Regions from separate parts of the Homo sapiens genome. Here region 2 is linked to region 1. Evidence: read pairs that join two places in POLR2A ChIA-PET (ENCODE). Cell type or tissue: endothelial cell of umbilical vein. All regions are shown on one strand. Links, peaks and the distances in the headings refer to the core of each region. The heading gives the core; the rest is flanking DNA. Region 1 holds the start of LINC02972 (long intergenic non-protein coding RNA 2972). Region 2 has its middle 10 kb from the start of RIMKLB.

Evidence for each region. Peaks named below come from ENCODE experiments on the same cell type or tissue, not always from the same donor. Only the 100,000 strongest peaks of a DNase experiment are listed, where the experiment ranks them.
Region 2: POLR2A ChIA-PET joins it to region 1 with 5 read pairs; 2 of 35 experiments call an interaction of 5 or more read pairs at or near these places.

What each region holds. Positions count from the first base shown.
Region 1 is chr12:8,787,663-8,793,751 of GRCh38, forward strand. All of the region lies in intron 1 of A2ML1-AS1 (A2ML1 antisense RNA 1), which reads right to left. It overlaps LINC02972 (long intergenic non-protein coding RNA 2972), which reads left to right and starts at 591. Exons shown (of 3, transcript NR_186118.1): 1 at 591-1,098. RefSeq lists enhancers at 1-482, 483-1,022, 1,023-1,562, 1,641-2,318, 2,319-2,996. In endothelial cell of umbilical vein, for the core only: no CTCF peak of the experiment used is centred there; no DNase peak of the experiment used is centred there.
Region 2 is chr12:8,684,551-8,690,639 of GRCh38, forward strand. It overlaps a transcript of RIMKLB not described here. Among named protein-coding and RNA genes, the nearest start is that of RIMKLB, 10 kb to the right of the region's middle. In endothelial cell of umbilical vein, for the core only: no CTCF peak of the experiment used is centred there; a DNase peak (open chromatin) is centred at 3,441; H3K27ac peaks cover 786 bases.

The sequences.
Region 1 (6,089 bases), core at 1,052-5,051:
GGACTGGCAGGCAGCTCCACCTGCAGCCCCGGTGCGGGATTCACCGGGTGAAGCCAGCTGGGCTCCTGAATCTGGTGGGGCTTTGGAGAACCTTTACAATCCCTGAGCTAGACATAAATACACCAATCGGCACTCTGTATCTAGCTCAAGGTTTGTAAACACACCAGTCAGCACCCTGTGTCTAGCTCAGGGTTTGTGAGTGCACCAATTGACACTCTGTATCTAGCTGCTCTGGTGGGGCCGTGAAGAACCTTTATGTCTAGCTCAGGGATTGTAAATACACCAATCGGCACTCTGTATCTAGCTCAAGGTTTGTAAACACACCAATCAGCACCCTGTGTCTAGCTCAGGGTTTGTGAGTGCACCAATGGACACTCTGTATCTATCTGCTCTGGTGGGGCCTTGGAGAACCTTTGTGTGGATACTCTGTATCTAATCTGATGGGGACGTGGAGAACCTTTGTATCCAGCTCAGGGATTGTAAACGCACCAATCAGCGCCCTGTCAAAACAGACCACTGGGCTCTACCAATCAGCAGGACGTGGGTGGGGCCAGATAAGAGAATGAAACCAGGCTGCCCCAGCCAGCAGTGGCAACCCGCTTGGGTCCCCTTCCACACTGTGGAAGCTTTGTTCTTTTGCTCTTTGCAATAAATCTTGCTACTGCTCACTCTTTGGGTCCATGCTGCTTTTATGAGCTGTAACACTCACCACGAAGGCCTGCAGCTTCACTCCTGAAGCCAGCGAGACCACGAGCCCGCCGGGAGGAACGAACAACTCCAGATGTGCCGCCTTAAGAGCTGTAACACTCACCGCAAAGGTCTGCAGCTTCACTCCTGAGCCAGCGAGACCACGAACCCACCAGAAGGAAGAAACTCCGAACACATCCGAACATCAGAAGGAACAAACTCCAGACGCACCACCTTAAGAGCTGTAACACTCACCGCAAGGGTCCGCAGTTTCATTCTTGAAGTCAGTGAGACCAAGAACCCACCAATTCCGGACACATTTTGGCGACCCAGATGGGACTTTCGCCTATCACCAAGCGGTGAGACCATCACCTATAGCTGAGCGGTGAGACCATCACCTATAGCTGAGCGGCGAGACCATCACCTATCACCAAGCAGTGAGTACCACGGACCCCTTTCACTTGCTATTCTGTCCTATCTTTCCTTAGAATTCGGGGGCTAAATACCGGGCACCTGTCGGCCAGTTAAAAGTGACTAGCACGGCTGCCGGACTAAAGACATGGGTGTCAGGCTTTCTGGGAAAGGGCTAACAACCCCAACTCTTCAGAGTTGGGACCATTGGTTTGCCTAGCACCAGCTTCCACTTTTCCTGTACTTCTGGGCTGAGCCAAGGGTCGACAGAGAGGAAAGCCATGCAGCTCCAGGGTCCCGACAACAAGTTGGTTGACCCTGCGGCCATGAGTGGAACTCTCAAAGGCCTGTCGCCCAAGTGAGACTCGCCCATCTATCCTATCTATCCTGACCCTTGCCCCCTGGGTCCTAATGCCTGCCAGACAAACTTCCTCTCGCCTCTCTTCTCTGAGGTTAGTCCTGCTTCTAAAAATTGCTACCTGTCTCTGGTGCTTTTCTAGTTTCTCCTATAAGAATGATTTCTAGTATAAACTCCAGGTCTCTGCTACTTTCTGTAGGCACCCGGGCTCACCAATCAGAAAGACACAATTTTTGCCCAAAGCCCCATTGTAGTGGGGACTACCTGGAATTTTAGGATCCCTCCTCAGACTAACAGGCCTAACAAAAGCTATTCCTGAAGCTAGGATATGGGGAGCCTCAGAAATTGTATCCTTCCTATTCATGTAAGCGAGGACAAAAGGTGTCACTCTTCCAATCCTGAAGATCCCTTCCCTCCCTCAGGGCATGGCCCTCCACTTCATTTTTGGGGCATAACATCTTTATAGGAAAGGGGTAAAGTACCAATACTGACAGGAGAATGCTTAGGACTCTGACAGGTTTTTGAGAATGTGTCGGTAAGGGCCACCAAATCCGATTTTTCTCGGTCAGTCCTCCTTGTGGTCTAGGAGGACAGGCAAGGGTGCAGGTTTTCAAGACTGCATCAGTAAGGACCACTAAATCCAACGTTCCTTGGTCCTCCATGTGGTCTGGGAGGAAAACTAGTGTTTCTGTTGCTGCATCGGTGAGCGCAACTATTCCGATCAGCAGGGTCCTGGGACTGTTGCTGGTTCTTGGGCAGGGGTTGTTTCTGCTGCTGCGTCGGTGAGCGCAACTATTCCGATCAGCAGGGTCCAGGGACCTTTGTGGGTTCTTGGGCAGGGGGAGAAACAAACCAAAACTGTGGGCGGTTTTGTCTTTCAGATGGGAAACACTCAGGCATCAACAGGCTCACCCTTGAAATGCATCCTAAGCCATTGGGACCAATTTGATCCACAAACCTTGAAAAAGAGGCGGCTCATTTTTTTCTGCACTATGGCTTGGGCCCAATATTCTCTCTCTGATGAGGAAAAATGGCCACCTGAGGGAAGTACAAATTACAATACTATCCTGCAGCTTGACCTTTTCTGTAAGAGGGAAGGCAAATGGAGTGAAATACCTTATGTCCAAGCTTTCTTTTCATTGAAGGTGAATACACAACTATGCAAAGCTTGCAATTTACATCCCACAGGAGGACCTTTCAGCTTACCCCCATATCCTAGCCTCCCTATAGCTCCCCTTCCTATGAATGATAATCCTCCTCTAATCTCCCCTGCCCAGAAGGAAATAAGCAAAGAAATCTCCAAAGGTCCACAAAAACCCCCAGGCTATCGGTTATGTCCCCTTAAGCTGTAGGGGGAGGGGAATTTGGCCCAACCCAGCTACATGTCCCCTTCTCCCTCTCTGATTTAAAGCAGGTCAAGGCAGACCTGGGGAAGTTTTCAGATGATCCTGATAGGTACATAGATTTCCTACAGGGTCTAGGGCAAACCTTTTACCTCATTTGGAGAGATGTCATGCTACTGTTAGATAAAACCCTGGCCTTTAAGGAAAAGAATGTGGCTTTAGCTGCAGCCCGAGAGCTTGGAGATACCTGGTATCTTAGTCAAGTAAATGATAGAATGACAGCCGAAGAAAGGGACAAATTCCCTACCGGTCAGCAAGCCATCCCCAGTATGGATCCCCACTGGGACCTTGACTCAGATCATGGGGACTGGAGTTGTAAACATCTGTTGACCTGTGTTCTAGAAGGACTAAGGAGAATTAGAAAAAGCCCATGAATTATTCCATGATATCCACCATAACTCAGGGAAAAGAAGAAAATCCTCCTGCCTTCCTTGAGTGGCTACGAGAGGCCTTAAGAAAATATACTCCCCTGTCACCCGAATCACTCGAGGGTCAATTGATTCTGAAAGATAAGTTTATTACCCAATCAGCCTCAGATATCAGGAGAAAGCTCCAAAAGCAAGCCCTGGGCCCTGAACAAAACCTAGAGTCATTATTAAACCTGGCAACCTCAGTGTTCTATAATAGGGACCAAGAGGAACAGGCCCAAAAGGAAAAGCGAGATCAGAGAAAGGCTGCAGCCTTAGTCATGGCCCTCAGACAAGCAAACCTTGGTGGTTCAGAGAGGACAGAAAATGGAGCAGGCCAATCACCTGGTAGGGCTTGTTATCAGTGTGGTTTACTAGGACACTTTAAAAAAGATTGTCCAATGAGAAACAAGCTGCCCCCTTGTCCATGTCCACTATGCTGAGGCAATCACTGGAAGGTGCACTGCCCCAGAGGACGAAGGTTCCCTGGGTCAGAAGCCCCCAACCAGATGATCCAACAACAGGACTGAGGGGGCCCAGGGCAAGTGCCAGCTCATGTCATCACCCTCACTGATCCCCAGGTATGTTCAACTATTGAGGGCCAGGAAATTGACTTCCTCCTGGACACTGGCGCCGCCTTCTCAGTGTTAATCTCCTGTCCTGGACGACTGTCCTCAAGGTCCGTTACCATCCGAGGAATCCTGGGACAGCCTGTAACCAGGTATTTCTCCCACCTCCTCAGTTGTAATTGGGAGACTTGGCTCTTTTCACATGCCTTTCTTGTTATGCCTGAAAGTCCCACACCCTTATTAGGGAGGGATATATTAGCCAAGGCTGGAGCTATTATCTACATGAATATGGGGAACAAGTTACCCATTTGTTGTCCCCTACATGAGGAGGGAATCAACCCTGAAGTCTGGGAATTAGAAGGACAGTTTGGAAGGGCAAAAAAATGCCTGCCCAGTCCAAATCAAGTTAAAAGATCCCACCACTTTTCCTTATCAAAGGCAATATCCCTTAAGGCCTGAAGTTCATAAAGGATTACAGAATATTGTTAAACATTTGAAAGCTCCAGGCTTAGTAAGGAAATGCAGCAGTCACTGCAACACCCCAATTCTAGGAGTACAAAAACCGAACGGTCAGTGGAGACTAGTGCAAGATCTTAGACTCATTAATGAGGCAGTAGTTCCACTATATCCAGTTGTACCCAACCCCTATACCCTGCTCTCTCAAACACCAGAGGAAGCAGAATGGTTCATGGTTCTGGACCTCAAGGATGCCTTCTTCTGTATTCCCCTGCACTCTGACTCCCAGTTCCTCTTTGCTTTTGAGGATCCCACAGACCACACGTCCCAAATTACGTGGATGGTCTTGCCCCAAGGGTTTAGGGATAGCCCTTATCTGTTTGGTCAGGCACTGGCCCAAGATCTAGGCCACTTCTCAAGTCGAGGCACTCTGGTCCTTCAATATGCAGATGATTTACTTTTCGCTACCAGTTCAGAAGCCTCATGCCAGCAGGCTACTCTAGACCTCTTGAACTTTCTAGCTAATCAAAGGTACAAGGTGTCTAGGTCGAAGGCCCAGCTTTCCCTACAGCAGGTCAAATATCTAGGCCTAATCTTAGCCAGAGGGACCAGGGCCCTCAGCAAGGAACAAATACAGCCTATACTGGCTTATTCTCACCCTAAGACTTTAAAACAGTTGAGGGGGTTCCTTGGAATTACCGGCTTTGCCAACTATGGATCCCCGGATACAGTGAGATAGCCAGGCCCCTCTATACTCCAATCAAGGAAACCCAGAGGGCAAATACTCATCTAGTAGAATGGGAACCAGAGGCAGAAACAGCCTTCAAAACCTTAAAGCCGGCCCTAGTACAAGCTCCAGCTTTAAGCCTTCCCACAGGACAGAACTTCTCTTTATACGTCACAGAGAGAGCCAGGATAGCTCTTGGAGTCCTTACTCAGACTCGTGGGACAACCCCACAACCAGTGGCATACCTAAGTAAGGAAATTGATGTAGTAGCAAAAGGCTGGCCTCACTGTTTAAGGGTAGTTGCAGCAGTGGCCGTCTTAGCGTCAGAGGCTATCAAAATAATACAAGGAAAGCATCTCACTGTCTGGACTACTCATGATGTAAATGGCATACTAGGTGCCAAAGGAAGTTTATGGCTATCAGACAACCACCTACTTAGATACCAGGTACTACTCCTTGAGGGACCGGTGCTTCAAATACACATGTGTGTGGCCCTCAACCCTGCCACTTTTCTCCCAGAGGATGGGGAACCAATTGAGCATGACTGCCAACAAATTATAGTCCAGACTTATGCCGCCCGAGATGATCTCTTAGAAGTCCCCTTAACTAATCCTGACCTTAACCTATATACCAATGGAAGTTCAGTTGTGGAGAATGGGACACGAAGGGCAGGTTACGCCATAGTTAGTGATGTAACCATACTTGAAAGTAAGCCTCTTGCCCCAGGGATCAGTACCCAGTTAGCAGAACTAGTGGCACTTACCCAAGCCTTAAAACTGGGAAAGGGAAAAAGAATAAATGTGTATACAGATAGCAAGTATGCTTATCTAATCCTACATGCCTATGCTGCAATATGGAAATAGGGAGTTCCTAACCTCTGGGGAAACCCCCATTAAATACCACAAGGAAATTATAGAGTTATTGCACACAATGCAAAAACACAAAGAGGTGGGAATCTTACACTGACAAAGCCATCAAAATGGGAAGGAGAGGGGAGAACAGCAACATAAGCAGCTGGCAGAGGCAGCAGAAAGGAAGGAAGAGACAGGAAGTCAAAGAAAGAGACAGAGA
Region 2 (6,089 bases), core at 1,234-5,233, 100 kb before region 1:
ATTTTTGTGAAGTGTGTAAGGTCTGTGTCTACTGTGTAGATTCTTTTTCTTTTTTTCATGTAAATGTCCAGTTGTTCCAGCACTTTTATTTTTTGAGACAGAGTCTCACCCTGTTGCCCAGGCTGGAGGGCAGTGGCACAGTCTCGGCTCACTGCAACCTCCCAGGTTCAAGTGATTCTCTCACCTCGGTCTCCTAAGTAGCTGGGACTACACGTGCATGCCACCACGCCCAGCTAGTTTTTTTGTATGTTTTGTAGAGACGGGGTTTCACCACGTTGTCTAGGCTAGTCTTGAACTCCTGAGCTCAGGCAGTCTGCTCACCTCGGCCTTCCAAAGTGGTGGGATTACAGGCGTGAGCAACCGCACCCAGCCTGTGTTTATTTCAAATTACACTTGCTCATCACTGATATATAGGAAAGCAATTAATTTTTGTATGTAAACCTTTTATCCTGCAATTGTGCTAGAATTGCTTATTAGTTTCAGGAGCTTTTTTGTAAATTCTCTTAGATTTTTTATATAGGCAATCATGTCATCTGCGAACAGAGTTTTATTTCTTCCTTCTCAATCTGTACACATTTTATTTCCTTTTCATGTCTTGTTGCACTAGCTAGAACTTTCAGTATTGAAAGTAGTAAAAGAAGCCATGCTTGCCTTGGTCCTTTGTCTTAGTGGGAAAGCTTCCAGTTTCTCACCAACATGATGTTAGCTGTAGTTTCTTTGTAGATGTTCTTTAAGCAGTTGAGGAAGTTCCTCTTTATTTTCAGTCTTTGGAGAGTTTTTATTTTTATCCCATACTTCATTTCAAAATGCTGAGAGGTTTCTTTGTTGTTTTGTTTTGTTTGATCATGAATGGGTGTTGGATTTTGTCACATGCTCGTTCAGCATCTATTGGTATGATCATGTGATATTTCTTTAGTCTGTTGATGCGATGGATTGCATTAATTGATTTTTCAAATATTGAGTCTGCCTTGGTTGTGGTATATAATTCTTTTTATTAAATTGTTGCATTCCGTTTGCTAATATTTTGAGGATTTTTACATCTTTATTTATGACAGATACTTTAATATCCATAGGATTTGCAGTGATGCCTGCTCTTTCATTTCTTACTTTTTTTTTTTGAGATGGAATCTGGAGCCCAGGCTGGAGTGCTGTGGCGAAATCTCGGCTCACTGCAACCTCCGCCTTCCGGTTCAAGTGATTCTCTTGCCTCAGCTTCCCAAGTAGCTGGAACTACAGGTGTGTGCCACTACGCCCAGCTATTTTTTATTCTTTTTTGAGACAGAGTCTCGCTCTGTCTCCCAGGCTGGAGTGCTGTGGGGCAATCTCGGCTCACTGCAACCTCCACCTCCCAGGTTCCAGCGATTCTCCTGCCTCGGCCTCCCGAGTAGCTGGGACTACAAGCGCCCACCACCACGCCCGGCTAATTTTTGTATTTTCAGTAGAGACGGGGTTTCACCATATTGGCCTGGATGGTCTCGAGCTCTTGACCTTGTGATCCGCCCACCTCGGTCTTCCAAAGTGCTGGGATTACAGGCATGAGCCACCGCGCCCGGACTAATTTTTGTGTTTTTAGTAGAGACAGGGTTTCACCATGTTGGCTAGGCTGCTCTCGAACTCCTGACCTCAGCTGATCCACTGATCCACCCACCTTGCCCTCCCATAGTGCTGGGATTACATTACAGGTGTGAGCCACCGAGCCCTCTCCCCCTTCCCTCCCCTCCCCTCCTCTCCTCTCCTCTCATTTCCTTTCCTTTCCTTTTTGGAGACGGAGTCTCACTCTGTCACCCAGGGTGGAGTGCAGTAGCCCGATCTCTGCAACCTTCGCCTTCCAGGCTCAAGCAATTCTCCCACTTCCGCCTCCCCACCACAGACGCGTGACACCATGACCAGCTATTTTCTTTTTTCTTTTCTTTTTTTTTTTTTTATTCAGGGTTTTCTTTCGTTTTTGAGACGGAGTCTCGCTCTGTTGCCCAGGCTGGAGTGCAGTGGCGCGATCTCGGCTCACTGCAAGCTCCGCCTCCCGGATTCATGCCATTCTCCTGCCTCAGCCTCGCAAGTAGCTGGGACTACAGGCGCCCGCCACCACGCCCGGCTAATTTTTTTTTGTATTTTTAGTAGAGTCGGGGTTTCACCGTGTTATCCAGGACGGTGTCGATCTCCTGACCTCGTAATCCGCCCGCCTAGGCCTCCCAAATTGCTGGGATTACAGGTGTGAGCCACCACACCCGGCCTCCACTGACTTTTAAAAAGTTAATGCTATATAGACAGCTGCATATATATAGCTGCAGTGTTCAATCCTATGCAGATTTGGAGAGGGCGCCACACAGGAATTATGGAGAAATCAGCGATTATGAACTTTAGTGCATCAGAATCATCAATGTATAACAAAATGAAGAATCTTCAGCTCTTTCTCTAAGGATTTCAATCTGGTGTGTCTGTGGTGGGGTAAGAATACGTACTTGGCGACCACCTTCAAGTGATTCTGATTCAGATGATCTCATTAAATGCAGGCTTTCTTACTTCATACCAGTATTTCTCAAATTTGAGTATGTACCTGAATCCCCCGAGGGCATGATTGCCAGATAAACACAGGATGATCCGTTTACTGTGAATTTCAGATAAACAATATAATTTTTTTAGTATGTGTCTCAAATACTGTAATATTTGGGCAAATAATCTAAGTAAAATTCAAATGTGCTTCCTCTCTAAGCATCATGAGTACTTTCAAATTAGGAGTTTAAATCTCCCTTGTGGCAGATATTTGTGATGATGATTTTGTCTTTTTAGGACATTTCAAAACATACAACCTCATCAAAGGATTTTCCTCTTCATTACTGTTTCTCCTGTTAACTTTTTCTTAGTATCTCCATCCTCCTTCTGTGGTCACTTCTGAAACAAAAAGCTCCAGAGAAATGTTACAACTTATTTTTCATACTTTTTCCTCTTTTCTTTGTTTCTCCTTTTATTTTCACACTTCTTGCTCCATTTCCTCTCTCTGCCTCTGCTCTCTCGTCTTTCCTTTGTAAGTCCCCAAGTTGCCCTGGACAAAATGAAATTTCTACCAGGGCTCCCCTCCTTCCTTTCTTCCTTTCTGTTTTCTTCTCTTTTTCCTTCCTTTCTGCTTTCTCCCTAAGCCATCCATGTCAAAATTAAAATCTGTAGGAACAAATTAGGGAGTCAGGGTACTGGGGACCAGCCTACATTATTGTGTTCCAGAAGGAGAATCTGTTCTGACAGTCCTTTTGCTAGAGCAAGTTCCAAGTCAGGAAGAAAAAAAAAAAAAAAAAAAAAGCAGGTGACCTGGGAGAGCTTCAAGAAACAATTGCTTTGCCTGGGGATCTGTTGGGAGAGTGATGGATGGCACTGCAGTTAGGACTTGGAGAACTGCAGGAAAAGGAGGGGAGTCATTGCCAGGCAGCATGAGGGGAGGAGGTGTCTAGAAGAAACAGCCATTCAGGAAGAGCTTATGAAAGGGGTGGAGAATGCACTGCCTGTGTATGCTGCAAGACCTTTCTGCAGACATTGTGTCTTTGTGAGCTGACTGCAGAGGCCATGTGCATGTGAAATGTATGAGAATGTATGTGTTGCTTATTTCAGATCATGTATGAACCTGTATGAATTGCTGACTGCAAGAAACGGGAGTGGATTGTTGAAAAGATCTTGCAGCCAGAGTGCTTGTTTGTGGTTGTGTGGTATGTGTGGCTTTTTGCCAAATGCACTGTTCTGATTCCAGCTCTGAAAGTTTAGTGGAAGTCTGGCAGATTAAGCCAAGACACAACAAAGTCAGAATTTAGAAGAAAATATGGGGGCAACATGAGAGGGAAACAGAAGCTGTTACAATAAGAGACAAGAAAAGCGAGATTTAGGGAAAGGGGAATGAGAAAACAGAAGATAAATAATAGAAATTATTTTCTTAGAAAGGAAAATTTTGAAGAAGAGCAGAAAGAAAAACAACACATTCTTTCAGATATAGGCACTGCATACTTTTAGTTCTCCTGGTACTCCAGTGACATAGTTCTTAGTCTCCCCCATTTCTTTCTGGATGGTTTATCTTGAAATAATGTATATTACAGGTATATTTTGGTTATACCAGAGGATTTTTAAACCTTAACAATTATTCAGAAATGAGCATTACTGTTTTTATATAATTAAAAAAACTTGTTGTTGTTAAAGGAGGGCTGTTGAGCATAATGAAAGTTTTGATCCAGGGATTAATTGAACAGGATTAGAGAATTTTGTGTGTGTGATTAAAATAATGTGTGAAGTGCATGACGTATTTCTTTCTTTCTTTTTTTTTTTTCTGAGGTGGAGTCTCGCTCTGTTGCCCAGGCTGAAGTGCAGTGGCACGATCTCGGCTCACTGCAGCCTTGGCCTCCTGGGTTCAAGAGATTCTCCTGTCTCAGCCTCCCAAGTAGCTGGGATTACAGGTGCCCGACACCACACCCGACTAATTTTTTCTATTTTTAGTAGAGACAGGGTTTCGCCATGTTGGCCAGGCTAGTCTCGAACTCCTGACCTCAGCTGATCTGCCTGCCTCAGCCTCCAAAAGTGCTGGGATTACAGGCGTGAGCCGCTGCACCCGGCCATGCATGACATATTTCAAAACAGGGATAATAAAATACACCTTATCTCCACATTCTAAAGATCTATGGTTATTACTTTATTAGCAAAATTTAACAGGGGCTACTTATACCTGGAATAAGATATTTAACTTAGTCATGAGATTTTCTTCTAGATTTGGTAAACACAAGGACAGCATAACTTTTAGACTGAATGTGGGCTGAAAAGAGACGTCCTCGTTGGGAGCAGCCTAGTTTTGCTTTGTTGCCAAAACATTGTAACTATATATTTTGACTTCAAACTGCAACCATTACAATCTCTCTTTCTCAGCATTTTGCTCAATTAATATTTTAAACCAAAATAATTAATAGAAATTATATTTCTAACACTACTTTGCTCTATTCATTAATCTGTCTTGTTTCATTCAGCCATATTTTCCTCCTGTACTTCCTACTCTTTTTTCCATCTGCCTCTCTTTGTTATTTCTTCCTCTCTGTCACGTTTCCCTGGATTTGATTAAAGTCTCCTTCACTTTTTCCTCACCTTTCTCTCTTTTATTGAAATCACTCCTTTTCAGGTTTGTCTTTCTCCCCAGTCCTTTCTCCGGTGTCTTTGTCTCCAGCAGAGAGGGTATGGTGGTGATGCGGAGGTGGGGAATGAGGCCTGGGAGAACGCAGGCTGGGTATAGGTAGGAGAAAATGGGGCTTCAGCTGTTTCTGCAATCAGCCTACAAAAGGCTGACTTAAAACCTGCCTCTGTAAATCCCCCCTCTTCTGCGCCCTCAAAGGGTCTCTCTACTTCCCCACCTTAAATTCCACCTCCCCCATCCCCATTTCTCTAGTGACATCACTCCTTACCAGCTGTGACTGTCAGGGACTCTGACCTACTTTTGCCCACTCTATTAGGCAATAAGCCATGTTTTCTCCACTAAACTCAGGATTTTCTGCTAAACCCTCTTTGTCCCAGCATGTCAGTGGGTCCCTTTTTAAACCTCAAAACATTTTACAGTTTCCTACAATACAGTCATTTTTTCATGCCTGAAGTTCGAGAAAAAGCATAATTGATAAAAAGATTCTATGACTGTAGAAAATCCATTTATGACTTAAATGGAGTTATACTTTATCAAAATAGAATCCATACATATTTGAAGAATCATGTATGTGTTAGTAACAATTTTTTGTTGAATCTTTAGAGGTGATGCTCAGTTAATGGATTCTTGGGTCCTTTGTGGCAAATTATAATGTATGTACCATTATTTTTCACGTTAGTAAATGCTACTGAAGCATGAACCCAAACAGCAGGCATTGATATCTAAGTAAAACTTTACTAAGAAGTGGGGGGAAACTGCAGACAATCCTTTTTATAGTCTTCGGAGGGATTACAAACAGTGTTTGACAAAGCAGTTAAGAGCATGTACTTTGCTACTCGGATTCAAATCTTGGCTCTGCTATTTTGCTAGCTGAGTGACTTCGGACAAGTTACTTAACCTCACTGTGTCTCCGTTTGCTCATCTGTAAAAAGAAGATACT